2 separate regions of the Homo sapiens genome follow, and region 1 is linked to region 2. Evidence: chromatin loops called from intact Hi-C (ENCODE). Cell type or tissue: heart right ventricle. All regions are shown on one strand. Links, peaks and the distances in the headings refer to the core of each region. The heading gives the core; the rest is flanking DNA. Region 1 overlaps DNAJB6 (DnaJ heat shock protein family (Hsp40) member B6). Region 2 overlaps NOM1 (nucleolar protein with MIF4G domain 1).

What was found. A loop is a pair of places that touch in the nucleus more often than their neighbours do. Peaks named below come from ENCODE experiments on the same cell type or tissue, not always from the same donor. Only the 100,000 strongest peaks of a DNase experiment are listed, where the experiment ranks them.
Region 1: it touches region 2 in a loop (5-fold over the local background); 12 of 110 quality-filtered maps call a loop at or near these places.

What each region holds. Positions count from the first base shown.
Region 1 is chr7:157,382,429-157,390,759 of GRCh38, forward strand. DNAJB6 (DnaJ heat shock protein family (Hsp40) member B6) reads left to right here. Exons shown (of 10, transcript NM_058246.4): 7 at 2,439-2,580; 8 at 3,113-3,183. Among named protein-coding and RNA genes, the nearest start is that of DNAJB6, 50 kb to the left of the region's middle. RefSeq lists an enhancer at 7,817-8,331. In heart right ventricle, for the core only: CTCF peaks have their summits at 4,960 (motif pointing left) and 5,160; a DNase peak (open chromatin) is centred at 4,923; H3K27ac peaks cover 4,107 bases.
Region 2 is chr7:156,966,091-156,974,421 of GRCh38, forward strand. NOM1 (nucleolar protein with MIF4G domain 1) reads left to right here. Exons shown (of 11, transcript NM_138400.2): 8 at 180-312; 9 at 871-1,002; 10 at 2,997-3,106; 11 at 3,439-7,086. The coding sequence ends at 3,613. Among named protein-coding and RNA genes, the nearest start is that of NOM1, 21 kb to the left of the region's middle. RefSeq lists a silencer at 2,240-2,431. In heart right ventricle, for the core only: a CTCF peak has its summit at 4,262 (motif pointing right); no DNase peak of the experiment used is centred there.

The DNA.
Region 1 (8,331 bases), core at 17-8,016, 420 kb after region 2:
ATAAAATCATAATACTCTTTTAGTTAGAGTGCTTTAAAATATGTGTATACCTTTCGTAGAATAGCATTGTGGATTTGCCAGCTTTTTTTGGTATACAGGTCTGCGCTTAACCTACATTTTCTCCTAATCTTCCTAAGAATGTCGTGCTTGGAAATCTTCTCCTCTTAATATAATAATCAAGGCCAGAATGTAATGAAATTCTTAGTTAAAAAGGGGCAACATATGTTCTGCATCAGTAGGTGGAAAGTAACGCAGTTGGAAAATCTCACTAACCTTCATGCTGTCTAACCTCCTTTGTAGTTAAAACAAAAGTGCACAAATAGCATCCTAGGAGCATCCCACTGGATGGAATCGAAGGCTGGGCCTTACCACTAGCCCAGGCCAGGCTCACTCACTAGTGAAGTGTCAGCCTCACGCACGTAGCTCTTCATAGTTCACCGATGGAAACAAGCTTGTAGACTGGAGTAACATGAATATGCATATATCATGATATGCCTGTGTGTTTAGCCTGAAGAATCCCACTTTTCTCTGAAGCTCATCCAGTTTCTCTTCACAAAGGAGCTTTTTTTTTTGTTGTGTTTTGTTTTTAAATTTAAAAAGAGTCTCACTTTAGTGAGTGCCACTCTTAGTGTAGTGGCACGGTCTCAGCTCACTGCAGCCTCCCGCCTCCTGGGTTGAAGTGATTCTTGTGCCTCAGCCTCCTGAGTAGCTGGGATCACAGGTGTGCACCAGCAGGCCCAGCTAATTTTTGTATTTTTAATGGAGACAGGGTTTTTGTCGTGTTGGCCAGGCTGGTGTTGAACTGACCTCGGGTGGATCCACCCGTCTTGGCCTCCCAAAGTGCTAGGATTACAGGCATGAGCCACCACTCCTGGCCTGGAGCTGCTGTTTTGATTCTCTCATTTTTATTTTTAAGCCTCCACGATAAGAATTGGGAGAGCTTGTTATATAGGGTTCCTTCTTCATCATGGTCAGAATTTTATTTTCTTTGAACATTGCGCTCATGCCATCTAGGTAAGTAGTGAATTCTGCTCGATTGGACCTCAGTTTTGATGTGCTTTCCCTCAACAGATCCTCTCATTTGATACCATGGAATATGCTGACCACAGGTTAAGAAAGCTAGTTAAAAATACCACGTAAATTGTCCTTTTTAAAAGTAATCAGTGGCTCCTGTATGTGTGTTTGTGTGTGTGTGTGTGTGTGTGTGTGTGTGTGGTGGGGGTGTAAGCCTTCTCCACTTCTGAGGTGCCTTACAAAGTATCACAAGAATAAATACTTAGCGAGGCTTAATTGAGACCAGTGCAGTAGCCACCAGCCACGTGTAGCTCCTGAGCCCTGGAGGCCTGGCTACTCCTAACGGAGATCAGCAGGAGTGTGAAATAGTCATTGGGTTTCAAAGATGGAACATGGGAAGCAGTGTAAAATACCGCAAATGATTTTGATTTTTTGTATTTCCAATTGAAATATTTTGGATATACTGTATTAAATAAAATACTAAAATTAATGTCACTAGTTTCTGCTTTTTAGTGAAATCATTAGAAAAGGTAAACTTAACATACCTGGTTCACATATTTCTTCAGGACACCACCAGCCCTAGACAGTATCTGCGCTTAGATGATTGAATCATGTTCAGAGGTATGCGTCATTTGTGTTAATGGGAGCATTTTGGAAACAGGACAAAAGCTCTAACCAGTAGACCAGCTTTAATATCGAAAAATAGGTTTGCTTTAGTGTGACTTGTGAAAGTTTTTAGTGTCCACACTGCGATAATATCCATAATGTATAATTGAGAATGGTGTTCATGAACTGTAGAACCATAGTTTTTTGAGACGAATACTTGTATTCTTTCTGCAATTATTTTAGTTTTTTAATAATTTAGATTCTTATCCCCTGTGGTCCTGTGGCAAAGAGGAGGGAAGCCGATTAGGTTTGCTGTTCTGTGGTGGTGAGGTCACTCTGTTCCTGTGGGGTAAGAGTGTCCATCACAGTCTGTGGAGTTTACAAGCCACGCCAAAGCAAACAGAGCTTGATACCGAGGCTGCTCTGCTGGTTGGAGCTTAATACTGGTCTCGGTTCCAGAATGTTCACATTAACACAACACGTGCTTCATGGTGCCAAGCAGACCACCCACAAGCAGGGGCTGTCTTTGGCATGTCAGAAAAGCTGCTTGGGTCCCGCGAAGCTCTGCATGAGGAGAGGGGGAGGGGAGAGGCTGCACTCTCGCGTTGCCCTAGAGTCCCCACTCAGGGATCTGAGAGACAGTCTTTCCCCCTGGGCACCCCAGCACTTCAGCTGAGGCCTTGATAGTTGCGTCGTTTATTACTCCTCGGTTCTATGCCTTAACATTAAATATTCTGCTACTGAACTTTCAAACTCTTGTCTTTGCATTACTAGTTGACATATTTCTTTAAGCATTTTTCTTTTCTGTTTTCCTGTAGGATTTACTTCATTTGGGTCACTAGGTCACGGGGGCCTCACTTCATTCTCTTCCACGTCATTTGGTGGTAGTGGCATGGGCAACTTCAAATCGATATCAACTTCAACTAAAATGGTTAATGGCAGAAAAATCACTACAAAGAGGTACTGTGGTATTCTGCATTTTATATTTTTAGTAAGCAGGCGTAACGTTTCACTGGTGCCATGTTGCACGTCTCCCAGAGTGTGAAGTAGAGGTTGTTGTATGCTAAATCTGGCGCCATGAAAATCTTTTGCTCTCCAAATTCATTAATTAAAGCCTTTTCTCTTAAATTTTACTTAACTGTTGAATTATTAGAGGGAATCTTTAATGTAATACAGTGTAATAAGTTTCTGCAGCATTGTTAAAATGGTAAAATGGAAAATCATTAATAGTAAAGCCTTTACTGTTTTATAGCCTCTGCATGTATTTAGCATCCGCCTGTACGGTATTTGAGACACAATTTATTTTGTCAGGTTAATTCTATTTTAGGAAAGGAAGATGTGTTGTTGACAGGTTGGCTTCAGCCATGTTTTTACAGCCTGAAAATTACTTATATTCATGGTGTATTTCAGTAATGTCCTTAAACAACTTAGTTACCCTCACACATGCATTTTCTTTACCAGAAAGGTTTTTAAATGAATTTTTTTCCTACAGAATTGTCGAGAACGGTCAAGAAAGAGTAGAAGTTGAAGAAGATGGCCAGTTAAAGTCCTTAACAATAAATGGTAAGGAGCAGCTGCTGCGCTTGGATAACAAGTAATTCAACGCACGCACTTAACAGAAATGTTAAACTATAACAAGCACCATTTGAGGATTAACAGGAACATTTTTTTGAAGATTTCAAACGAACTCGACTTTCAGTATAATTGTACCTAAAGTATTTATAAACAGCTCATCGGAGCCTCTATTTGTCATAGACTTTTGAGTTGATTGTTGGGACCACATAATAGGACCATTTTTTTTTTGTCTTTAAAATTGTTGTAAATCTCTGTATGCACTTTGCTTTTTTATTAAACGTACTCCAAGGTGAGTCTTGACTCTTTAGTGTAGGACAAGATTGTACACTAACACCAGCATGGACCTGCTTTTCATTGTGTCTGAAATGTGAGCCACGTAGTGTCGGCCTGCTGTGAAGTTAACATTGCCAGGACGATTCTTCTACAGAAATAATTTCAATTTTTTTCAGTATTTAGTAGTGAAAGATATTAATACATTAATGGTAATACATTTCTGGTTTAATATAAATTAAGGATGTTTTCTAGTTGTGCATGAATGCTGGCAACTTAGTAAGTTTTGACAATTGTTTAAATATGTAATGTTAAGCTTAGGTTTAAAAAAGTAAAGCTGGTAAACTGGGTCTTTGTCATTTGCTTTAAAAAAAAAAAAAAAGAAAATAAATGCGAATGTGTTGGTGCATTCTTCCTGAGTGGGATCTGGAGCTTTTTTGTGTCTGTGTATGATTTGTGCCTGGGCTTCTAGTGTCACTTTAATAGCGTTTCGTGCTGTTCATTCAGGTGGATGCCGCACCTCAGTTACATGTAGACATTTTCTTCAGTATATTTGAAGTATATGAAGATTTTCATATTGTAAGTTGTGATTTAGCAATTGATCAAACATTTAATTATGGTAACATTTCTACAGGAGAGGGAAGAAACCATTGTATAATTTTTCACTCTTAAAGTATGTTCTAGTTTGATGTAAGATCACTTACGGATCCGGGCGCGGTAGCTCAACGCCTGTAATCCCAGCACTTTGGGAGGCTGAGGCGGGTGGATCACCTGAGGTCAGGAGTTTGAGACCAGCCTGACCAAGATGGTGAAACCCCTGTCTCTACTAAAAATAGAAAAATTAGCTGGGTGTGGTGGCAGGCGCCTGTAATCCCAGCTACTCTGGAGGCTGAGGCAGAAGAATTGCTTGAACCCGGGAGGTGGACGTTGCAGTGAGCTGAGATCGTGCCATTGCACTCCAGCCTGGGAGACAGAGCAAGCCTTCATCTCAAAAAAAAAAAAAAATCACTTTGGGACAGTCAAGGTCTTTTGTTTCTCAGTTTGTAATATCTTTCATGATTACCATTGGTAACTAGAATCCTAGCTGTAGTGAATATTGAACTAGACTTTGACTGAATTTGAAACTGTTTTGGAACTAAACAGCGTGAAAACCGCTAGAAGGACAGGCGGTTCCCTGACAAACAGCGTAGCGTGTTCCATCCGTGCTGGCTTTGCAGGAGGGCATAGAGATTGCTCGGGATACGCCAGAGCCCTTAAGCAACCTCACGTGCTGTTACTGAAAATAAGTAAAAAATATTTTAAGGAATTTCATAGGAGCTCAAAAAAGCATAGCAACAGTTAAGTAATTGGGGACAGTTGAAGTACAAGAAGAACAACGAGTGATGTGCTTGTCTGTTGTGTCGGAAATAACCCAGCACGCGGCACTTCCTGTCTCTGGATAAGGTAGGTATGCAGCCATGGCACGTGCGGGAAAGCGGGACAGCGCCCTCTAGTGTTGGAAATCCCACTCACAACTAGCATTGTGCGATCATAGAGCGCGCTTTTGTTTATGCCATCAGGACGGGTGGTTTTTTGTTACTAAATAAATTCAAGTAGATACTTGGACTAAGGCGTTTTATATTTTTCATTAGTGGGTGGGATGAGTCAGTGCAGCAGCCTTGAGACATCCAGGGATGTCCAGAAATACCAGGAAAATGAAAAGTCTTTACCTGTAATTCTTAAACTAGGAAGCATTTTGCTATAGCGTTGGTACTACACAATTTTAGAACACATTTGGTTGTTCTAGACTTTGTGGAGTGTTTCATGCAACTCTAGCTGTGAACAGTTTACTCAACATGGTGTTACAGGTAAAATATGTTTGACTCCTAAGGAATCTTTCTTGTGAAAATTTTTTTTTGAGGAGGAGGGAGCATTCATTTGTACTTGGGAAAACTACTGTTTTGTTTGTTTGTTTGTTTGTTTGTTTTTTTGAGACGGAGTCTTGCTCTGTCATCCAGGCTGGAGTGCAGTGGTGTGATCTTGGCTCATTGTAACCTCTGCCTCCCGGGTTCAAGCAGTTCTCCTGCCTCAGCCTCCTGAGTAGCTGGGATTACAGGCACCCACCACCACACTCAGCTAATTTTTGTATTTTTAGTAGAGATGGGATTTCACCATGTTGTCAGGGCTGGTCTGGAACTCTTGACTTCAAGTGATCCATCCACCTTGGCCTCCCAAAGTGCTGGGATTACAGGCGTGAGCCACTGCGCCTGGCTGAGAAAATTACTTTTATTCTGTTCTTCCATTGATAGAAGTGTAATTTTATTAAGTTACTAATAGAATAGAAAGCCTATTTGTTGCTGTCAAATCTTACACCTTTCATTTTTAAACCCCGTTAAGTTTATTCCTAGAGAATTCAGTCTAAGGGTGCATGAGAGTACCTTTGAAAAGTTAGGAAATGGCTGTGAGCATTGATACCATCACTCAAGTAAGTGATGGCTTGGAAGAATAATAGCATTTGATTTAAATTACAGTTTTTGGTAAATTCAACAGTCTCTTTACTTGCTGTAGTGTTGAGCGCCTCTGAAAATAGGAAGCTGAACGCTCCTTAACGGCACGTATCTGGTTGTGCACAGCCCCATGTGGTCCCATCCATTCTGGGGTGTGCTGTCTGCTGTGTTTGGTTTGTGCTCAACTTCCCTGTTTGAGATTCTTTTTTAAGTTTTATTTTTAAAGTCTTTAATTTTTAAAAATACTTCAATAGCTTTTGGGGGGGGGGTAAGTGGTTTTTGGTGACGTAGATGCATTATATAGTGAATTCTGAGATGTTAGTGCTGCTGTCACCCAAGCAGTGTATGTTGTACCCAAAGTGTAGTTTTTTAATCCCTGTTTGGCATCCTTTTGTCTGGAGGGCTCAATAATCTGTATTTTTGTCATCTCCTGTTTTCCTATTCCTTGTAGCTCCCCACCCCGTTGGTTTGATTTGAGTGATGGATTATTCCTTATATTTCTATCCTTTATAAAATTTAAGCTTTTTAGATTCCAAAGATTCCAGGCTTGATTTTGGAAACTCGGGGTTTTAAATAATCTGAAAGATGTCAATCAATAGTGGCATCATGGGCGACTTGTCATTCTTCCTCTTGGAAGTCCTTCAATGAGTAGATTTTAGAAGTGGGTAGAGTTAGTGTCACCATTTGCTAAACTTACCTGTGCACCTAGTGTGCTGAAGTAAATGTTCCTTACAATGTGGAAACGCTTGAGGAACACTGTGGGGTGATTGTCTTTCCAATCAATTTTAATTTCTGTTTATTAATTAGAGCTTGAAAAATGCCTGCTTATCCTGTCTTGATTACCTTCTAGATATCATTTCTTTCCGGGAATACTGATCTTGTTTTAAGCACTATAGAATGAATTAGAAACATTTTTATTTGCAGAGGATTCAACGGTAATAAATAATTGGCATATTATCTCTGTTATTGATTGGCAGCAGTGTTGAAATTTAGCCATTAGCATGTTCAGTGACAGAATGGAGGCAGATGTTGTTATTTCGGAGGTTTTCAAGCACAAAATTATGTTTAGTTGATTTGAATACTTGGTTTCGTGGGGTCTGGAGGGGACTGAATTACATAACCCACTGCTGTTTGTATTTTTAAAAACGAAGGCATGAGATCTTACCCTTTGGGGTCTTGATTTCAAAGCCTTTGGATATGGTATTCCTAGCTGTTCTAGGGACGTGGGGGGAGCTAGATGTAGGCCTTGGTACTAAAGTGTGACCAATGGTTGAAATGGGGTAGACCGAAGTCTGTCATTTGGCTACGTTATTTCGTCTTCCTGTTTAAAAAGGTGAAAAGAGGGAATGTCACAGCAGCTATTCCTGTGTTAGAAATCTAGACGTCACTGATTTCCAGAGACAGCAGAGTTTATGATTGGGCGTTAGAAGGCCTGTCCTGGCTTCTGTGCTTTGGTCAGTATTTGCTGCCTTTTGTGCAGGGTATCAGTCGGTCTTACCTAACTGTTCACTAAGGACTCGACTCTGAGCTTTGTGGCCTGGGCAAGTTGCACACTCAGGGCAGACCCCTGACTGCGCTTTGCCCTTTTCCCTGTACCCTGATTGGGAGAAGATTCCTGCCTCGGAGTGCAACCCCAACAGGAATGCAGGTCCTGTGAAGGCAGTAATTCTCGTCTGTCTGGCTGCTGCTGTGTCCTGGCAGGTGTGCCCTGGAAGCATCCCGTGAGTGCTGGCTGCGGAAACCCAGATGGTGGTTGCTGTCCCACAGCCCTTGATTCAGAGATGCCCTGGACCACAGCTGCCTGGAGTGTAGAGCAGAGGCTTACTCCCCACACCCCTCCTGCTGTGCGACCTGCGGCCCAGCCTGCTGTTGGAGGCTTGCCATGTGGATCCGAAGGACCTGCGTCTTGGCTTTACAAAGATTCTCCACTCCTGGGAGCCCTGACTAGCAAACGTCTGTGTAGTGTTGATGCCACACTGCAGTTGTTAACATCGCGTCCTTTTCTGCCCTGTTAGGTTGGTTTCTCTCTTAAACAGGGCAGCGCTGTCATCCCATTCCCCCGCCTGGTCCTTCCTCTTCCCCCTAGCTGGTTACTGAACTGACTGCCATTCAGGCACTGATGGGAAATCACTTCCAGAACTTGCAAAACCATAGAGACCGGAGGTTTTCTGAAGGAGGCTTTGGTGCTGAAACATTGCTGCTGAAACATTGTTGCAGAAATGTGGGGTGGAGCCTCCTTCCTGCCCGTCTCACCCAGGGGATGTGGTTTGCTTCCCGTGTGGTCAGCGCTGTGCTGCGAGCTCTGAGAGGTGACCTTTTCCTCTGCCTTCCCACAGCTGCCCTGAGTTGGCAAAAAGTGCTTTGCCCAAGGACAGGGTCT
Region 2 (8,331 bases), core at 243-8,242:
ACCAGAGAGGTTGTGACAGGGCTGGGCCCCTAGCTGGTGTCTGCCGCTGCCTCCACCTCCTTTACGTGGCTCGCCTCTAACCAGACCCTTCCAGGCGGGAAGATGTTCCCCTGAAAGGTATCAGCCATTAAACTTTGGAAGTCGAGTGATGTTCCAGTCATTGCTGTTCTGTTTTCTAGGCTTGGACTTAAGGATCAGCAGGAGAGAGAAATCATTCACGTTCTCATGGATTGCTGCCTTCAAGAGAAAACTTACAATCCCTTCTATGCTTTCCTGGCTAGCAAATTCTGTGAATATGAAAGGAGATTTCAGGTAGCTTAGTGCGGAGGCACCAGTTACGTCCGCTCTACTATTTTTTCTACACAGGCTACCTGGCTCAACCCACCTGCAAAGGAGTTCCCCAAGTCAGGAGGCCCCTGATATCCCCGTCACCTGGTCCACGCTGGCTGCCAGGCCACCTTCACTGGGAGCGGAAGTGGGAGGGCTAGAGGGGAGTGTCAAGGGTCCACCATGTCCTCATGTCACCTGCTTCTGCCACAGATGCAGGCAGTGTGGCCAGGCCAGCAGGAGCACCTCGTCGGTTCACAGTGCACCAGTCTGTTCTGATGCCCCTTGCTGTGGCCTTTTCCTTAGAATGTTCTGTTAGTATCTGCTGATTTGGGGGGAAGAACTGCACCAGAAGGAGATTCTTGTGAAGCTGTTTGGGACTATGCTCTATAGGCAAGAACAGTGAGGCCACCACTAAAAGTCTTGATGTTTAGAATATTAAAAATAAGATAATAAGAAAATACCTTTAGGTTATGTTGTTAGTGATATATTATAGTAATTTGTGGCCGTTTGCCTTTTTTCTCCTTTTAACTATGATACTAGATGACTTTCCAGTTCAGCATATGGGACAAATTTCGGGACTTGGAAAACTTGCCAGCTACGAATTTCTCTAATTTGGTTCATCTGGTGGCCCACTTGTTGAAGACAAAATCGCTTTCCCTTTCCATCTTAAAGGTTCGTGTAACGTGTGAAAATATTGAAAGCAATGGAAATGGGAGTGTAATTGTTTAGTACCTGGTAAATCAGGTCCTGTTTTACCAGCGTATTTTCTTCGATTCTGATTCATCTGAAAAGTGCTTGCATTATCCTAGCCAGGACAGAAAACGGCCAGACTAACATGTGCTACAAATTGATCTGGTAAATGAAGGCACCGCTGCAGTTCTTTTGCTAATCTGAATGAATGTGTTTTGGAGCTTGAGGTTAATTTGCTGGTCCTAATTATAAAATCCTGAACTGGTCACTGTTAGTGAGGAGAAGGGCGGATGAAGTAGGGCCTGGTCTCCTTAGAGGTGAGGTGAGTTTGCTCACGTTGATGTAAGGTGTTTTAAAACTGTAGGCTTTCTCCTGCCCTGCTGTGTTTTGGGACTTTGCAGTGGACCATGAAACACAGACATCTTTTTTCTTCCCCCCCCAAGATGGGAGTTGCTCTGTCACCCAGGCTGGAGTGCAGTGGTGCAATCTCTGCAACCTCTGCCTCCGGGATTCAAGCGATTCTCCTGCCTCAGCCTCCCAAGTGGCTGGGATTACAGGCTCATGCCACCACGCCCAGCTAATTTTTGTATTTTTAATAGAGACGGGATTTCACCATGTTGGCCAAGCTGGTCTGGAACCCCTGACCTTGTGATCTGCCCTCCTCAGCCTCCCAAAGTGCTAATATTACAGGTGTGAGCCAGTGCGCCCAGCTGAAACCTAGACATCTTACCAGGTGGAGTTGGGGTTAGATGTGGGCCTGTAAGGCTTGGATGGTGGGACCAACAGACTCTGAATAGCCAAAAAAAAAAACTGGAGCGCCTGGGGGGCAAAGGGAAGTGAAAAGCAGAGATAGTTGAGGGGCGTTGACTGCAGTGGCCCAGACCCACAAGACAGCCGCAGCCACAGCTTCCCGTGTGTTTCTGTGTGTCGTGTGCAGTTCATCAGCATGCCGGCTCCAGTTCACCCTGCGTCCCTTGCTGTGTGGTGTCCAAGTTTGGCCACTGTACTGAAAATGAGGGCACCGAGCCTTACGCCAAATCCTGACAACTGGAATAACTTAGCTCATGGAGGAGGCGTTGCTCCCCCTCCGCTCCCCTGCCTTGCCTTTCGCTCGCCCAGGCATTGCGCTCATCCTGGAACAGCACAGATGCTACCACCGATGAGCGGGAGAGGCGTGGCAGGAGCACACCCTCAGGCGTAGAGCTTTAGAGATGCCCCCCGCCCTGCCCCTCCGGGCTGCTCTCATTCCGAGTTTCTCTGTGTTTCGACCATGCTTTTGTGGTCTCGCCGCGTCCTCGGGTCCGCAAGCGCCTGTGATGGTGTTTGGCTGCGCACCTCCCTGTGGGTAGCATTCCCGTCACCATGCGTTTAGTCCCCTCCTCTAGCTCGCTGACATTCAGCTAAGATTGCAGTGGGTCCACGTTGGCGCCCGTGAGTCTGTTCTGGGTAGCATCCTACTGTATACGTATGCCTCAGTTTATATACTTACTTATCCTACTGATCCGTGTTTATTTCTGATTTTTTGATAGTTTTCTAGGGCAGAGATATATATGGATTAGTCTTCTAGAAGTAAATTTTATATATATATATATATATATATATATATATATATATATATATATAGTTTTAATTAGGGGATGGGTACTTTTGGGAATGGAGGTAATTTATGGTTCAGTTCTAGATACTGAATTTCTGATTCATAAGGTGTATGACCCGGGAATTCCACTTACACTGCTGAGTTGTTCTCAACGGTGGCTGTGGCCGGCCACACCTCTGCCAGCAGTGTGTAGGAATTCCCAAGGCCCACATCCTTGCCAACAGGTGTTCATTTCTTAGCTCTGGAAATAGCTTCTTAAATCGGGTAGAGTGGGGGAAGGGGGGAGATTAATTTTTACTCTAATTAACTATATTACAAATCATTGAAAAAGTTGGCTAAATCAGTGTAACTTTATTTTTCTCCATGTCCTGACCATTAGGTAGTTGAATTCAGTGAATTGGACAAACCCAGAGTCCGTTTTTTACGAAAAGTATTAAGTATCCTATTAATGGAAACAGAAGTTGAAGACCTCAGTTTAATTTTCACAAGGTATGTGCCCCACCCTTTCCGACGAGACATGGAAGAGAAATGAAGAGATTGTTTTCACTTGTGTTGATTTACAAACACAAGGTTGTACTATACGTGTAGCTTAATCTTTTCGGTTTTATTTTTAAGCTGGTATGCATTAGATCTGGGGAATAGAAACTTGTCTGCTAGCAAACTAACAATGATTGTTAATAATAAAATATGTTAAGAAGTTCTTAATTGAGAATTTTATTTTTAAAAGAAACTGGTTATGTCTCACTATGCGAGATACCCAGGATTGAGATCTAGGAGAGGCCAGCTCAGCCCTGACATGTGTTTATACGATTCCTTTCCAGAGTATCTGACAACCCAAAGCTGGGGGTGTTACGTGAGGGTTTGAAGCTTTTCATCAGCCACTTCTTGCTAAAGAACGCACAGGCCCACAGAAGCGCCGACGAAGCCAACGTGCTGAGAGAGAAAGCTGACCTTGCAACGAAGTGTCTGCAAGGAAAAGCTTCCCTGAGAATGTAGTCAGGGAAGGAAGGAGGGCAGGTGGCCCTTTGACTGTAAAATGTCCTTGGTAAACCCAAAGGCTTATTCTGTTGCCTGCGTGTGAATGTTTGGTAGAGCTATATCATTGTCTGTTAATGTATTATATTTTGAGATTTTTTTTGATCTAAGGTTTTATTGTTTGTATTTCAAGCCATTTTCAAATAACTATCTTGGGGGTGAGAGGAGAAGGAGGGAGGGAAAAGGGGTCAGGCACACTGGACAGGGTTCTCTAAGCAGTGAGGCTGGTGTGTATGATTGTCTTAAAATTTTTTAATAGATATGGCCGAGCGTGATGGCTCACCCCTGTAATCCCAGCACTTTGTGAGGCCAAGGTGGGCGGATCACTTGAGGCCAGGAATTTGAAACCAGCCTGGGCAAAACCCTGTCTCTACTAAAAATATAAAAATTAGCCAGGCATGATGGCACATGCTGGTAATAGCAGCTACTGAGGTGGCTGAGGCACAAGAATTGCTTGGACCCTGGAGGTAGAGGCTGCAGTGAGCCAAGATTGTACCACTGTACTCCAGCCTGGGCTGGACAGTGAGACTTTTGACAGTGAGACTGTCAAAAAAAAAAAAAAAATTAATAGATAAAACAGGCCACTAGAGGGTGCAGTTATAAAGAAATTGATGAGGTTTTTACCTTTTTAAAATATTGGTTAGAAGTTCAAAAACCATCCCTTAAAGGTGATTGTTTTTTTGAGACAGAGTCTTGCTCTGTCACCCAGAGTGGAGTGCAGTGTCCTGTAATCTCAGCTCACTGCAACCTCTACCTCCCGGGTTCAAGCGATTCTCCTGCCTCAGCCTCTTTAGCTGGGACTACAGGCGCACGCCACCACGCCCGGCTAATTTTTGTATTTTAGTAGAGATGGGTTTCACCATGTTGGCAAGGCTGGTCTTGAACTCCTGACCTCAGGTGATACACCCATCTCGGCCTCCCAAAGTGCTGGGATTACAGGCTTGAGCCACCACGCCCAGCTTAAATGTGATTCTTGATACTGTTTTAAGTATTTAGGTTGCAATTAACTTTGGCAAAGTCAGTCGACATAAGCCCTGTGGATATGGCCTTATGTACACTGTAATGCAGACAGGTGCTTTTCATCATTCATGTAACATTCTCACACAGTTGAGGATATTCATCTCCTCACCAATTCCAGATTGTAAATGTACCATCTTAAACAACTCTGAGGTCACCAAACAGTAGTTATTTGACTGTTAATAGGTGCTACTTGCTTGCAAGGATTTGGAGATGTAAACATGAAGAAAATATAGTTACTGCCTGCAAAGAATTAACATCCGTCTAGTGGGAGAAACAAACACACCCCACTCACTAAGTATGGAAAACTGATTCTGGGAGGAAGCAGAAATGTCCCTAGATAACAGCATGTATTGCAGATACCCAAATGTTTATTGTTTTCTCAGCCCTTCAATTTTGCTTTTCTCTCTCAAATGCTACAGACTCAATTTAAATCTTACCTTTGATTGTTGAAAAAAGTCACTAAGATGTGAATACAGAATAGACATTGAGAGGTTATATATGTCCAAAACTCATCTGTCCAGCAGTCACCGTCCTCTTCAGAGTGGTCACGTTGGGCAGATGGGCACAGGTGCTGGTGATGCCTCTCCTGGGCAAAACGCCCCATTTGTGGCACTTTCAGATACTATTTATTTACTTTTTAAGAGAGAGACAGGCTCACTCTGTCACCCAGGCCAGAGTGCAGTGGCACGATCATAGTTACCGCAGCATCAAATTCCTGGACTGAAGCGGTCCTTTTGCCTCAGCCTCGCGGATAGCTAGGACCACAAGCAGTAGAGACAAGATCTCCGTATGTTATACAGGCTGGCCTCAAGTGATCCTCTTACCTTGGCCTCCCAAACACCGGGATTATAGGCGTGAGCCCCCGTGCCTGGCCTCAAATTTTATTTTAGCTCGACCCTATGGCAGTTTGTGTTTGGAAATCGTGATGTGAAGTCATCAGTATCTGTGCATATCCCTAAACTAATGGTTTAAGCTTTGAAGCATGCGCAAGCAACATGAACAACTGAATACAGAAAGTAACTGAAAGCAGCACAGAGACTGTGTCGTCCCTACAGACTTCTAACCCTGCATTCAGCAACATCATTCGACCCGAAGCCAGATTCAAACCCTATGTCTTCTAGCAGGTTCTGAATTTAGAGGACAAATAAGGTGACAGGTACTAAGAGAAGAGTGAATTAAGTGAAAATCTTCCCTTTGTTAAGGAGCTTTTTAACAAGAGTGTCTTTGCTGGGTGGTGATTGGGATGTAACAGATCAGTTCTACTGGACTTGTAGCTTGATAGTGAAATAAGGAGCTTGGGCTAAGGTATAAATCAACACACTGCTTCCTTCCTCCAGAAGGTCTTACTGTGAAGGAAAAAATGTCAGTTGAACTAAATTGTGCTTCACGCCTCGGTAGATTTGCATTCTGATGCAAGCCCCCAACCTCACGGACCAAGAGGATCCCTGGCTGCCTGTGAATGGCCCACATTTGAGTGGTGCTAACTTGATGTGAGTAGGCATTAATTATGGGTGCGGCTACTAAGATGGGAAAAACTATCACGACAGTGGCACCACCTGATTTCATGATGTACCATATGCAGTAACCCATGTTTGAGGTACAGAATTGAAGCTGATTTTTCTGCAAAAGATGAATTTCTATAAACAATCCCATTTTTATATTTTATTATTAAAACAAAAATACCTCTCTTTGCTAGAGAGTTATATGTATGACTTAAATTATTAGCTATGGTTTGCATTTAGTACATGGCAGATTGCCTGTAAGTCTGTTCATTTTAACAACATACAGGGCTGGGCACGGTGGCTCACGCCTGTAATCCCAGCACTTTGGGAGGTTGCGGGTGGATCACTTGAGGTCAGGAGTTCGAGACCAGCCTGGCCAACATGGCAAAACCCCGTCTCTATGAAAAATATAAAAATTAGCTGGGCATGGTGGCAGGCACCTGTAATCCCAGCTACTCGGGAGGCTGAGGCAGGAGAATCGCTTGAACCTGGGAGGCGGATGTTGCAGTGAGCAGAGATCGTGCCATTGCACTCCAGCCTGGGAACAAGAGTGAAACTCTCAAAAGCAGAAACAAAAACCCAACATATATGGGCTGTTAGATAGTAATTGTAATTTCGTATAAATAGTAAATGAGTACATCTTGATTAAAAGCTATGAATTCAGAATTGCTTTTAAATATATAGGGGGTTTTTTGAAATTTATTACAGTGCAATTGAAAATACACTTAAAATACTGCAGGATGCTTAGTGCTCAGTGTTATGTATGAACTTGTGGACTTTACAATGCAGGTTGAGAACTGCTAATGTATAGAATGACTAAACAGCTGTCTTTCAGGGTATCATTTTTAAAGGTATAAGGAACAAACTTTAATGTATTGAAATGCATAAATAAAATTTATTTTTTATATTTTGTTTAGAGTAACAGTGAATGTTTATTTTGAAAGACCAGCTTGGCCGGGCACGGTGGCTCACACCTATAATGCCAGCACTTTGGGAGGCCGAGGCAGGTGGATCACCTGAGGTCAGGAGTTCGAGACCAGCCTGGCCAACATGGCAAAACCCTATCTTTACTAAAAATACAAAAATTAGCCAGGCATAGTGGCAGGTGCCTGTAATCCCAGCTACTCGGGAGGCTGAGGCAGGAGAATCACTTCAACCCAGTGGGGGGAGGTTGCAGTGAGCTGAGATTGCGCCATTGCACTCCAGCCTGGGCACAAGAACAAGCCTCTGTCTCAAAAAAAAAAAAAAGCTTTGGTGGTAAACTGAGGTCTATACCTTTCCTTTACCTTTTAAAGAAGGCTACTTAGCTCTATGATTTAGGAAGAAAGATTCATTCTCTCCACCCCCAGAGAGAGAGAACGCCCAGGAGGTGGAATGTTAACCACTGGAGAACTTGGAGAGGTTTATGCGGGTGAAGTGTGTTCTTGGAACTTTTCTGTAAGTGTATAATTGTTTCAAAATAGATGTTTTGAAAGCATTCATAATTCAGAACTCATTCTATAAAGATCTAAAATATACTATTCTTTTACAAAAGTAAGCAAACATTCAAATCACCTTTGCCTCCTTAAAAAATTGCCTAGGCCTTAGCGTACATCTGCCAAGATTTACCTTAACTTTAGGGTGGGTTGGTTTCCTTCAGCTTGGTCAGGTGACCGCCTTAGCTCCCTGTCGCACTACCTGCATTGGCAGGGGAGGGTGGGAGAGCTGGAGAACGGAAGGAGGGAAGGTCCTGTCATTGACCGTGCTCAGGGGCTTCAGTATCAAGAACTGCACTGATGATGGGCTTGGTGTCAGTGGGTGTCCAAATTACCCAGGCACCTGCATCCCTATAGGGTTGAATAGAGTGTATAGGAGTGAGCTGGAAGATGCCAGCACCCTCCCCCTCTCCCCACTGTGGCAGGTGTCCGACGGGCCAGGTCAGCTTCATTCATTCATTTTTTTTTTTTTTTTTTTTGAGATGGAGTCTCACTCTGTCTCCCATGCTGGAGTGCAGTGGCACAATCTCAGCTCACTGCAACTTCGGCCTCCTGGGTTCAAGTGATTCTCCAACCTCAGCCTCCCAAGTAGCTGAGATTACAGGCATGCGCCACCGTGCCTGACTAATTTTTGTATTTTTAGTAGAGTCAGAGTTTCACCATGTTGGCCAGGCTGGTCTCA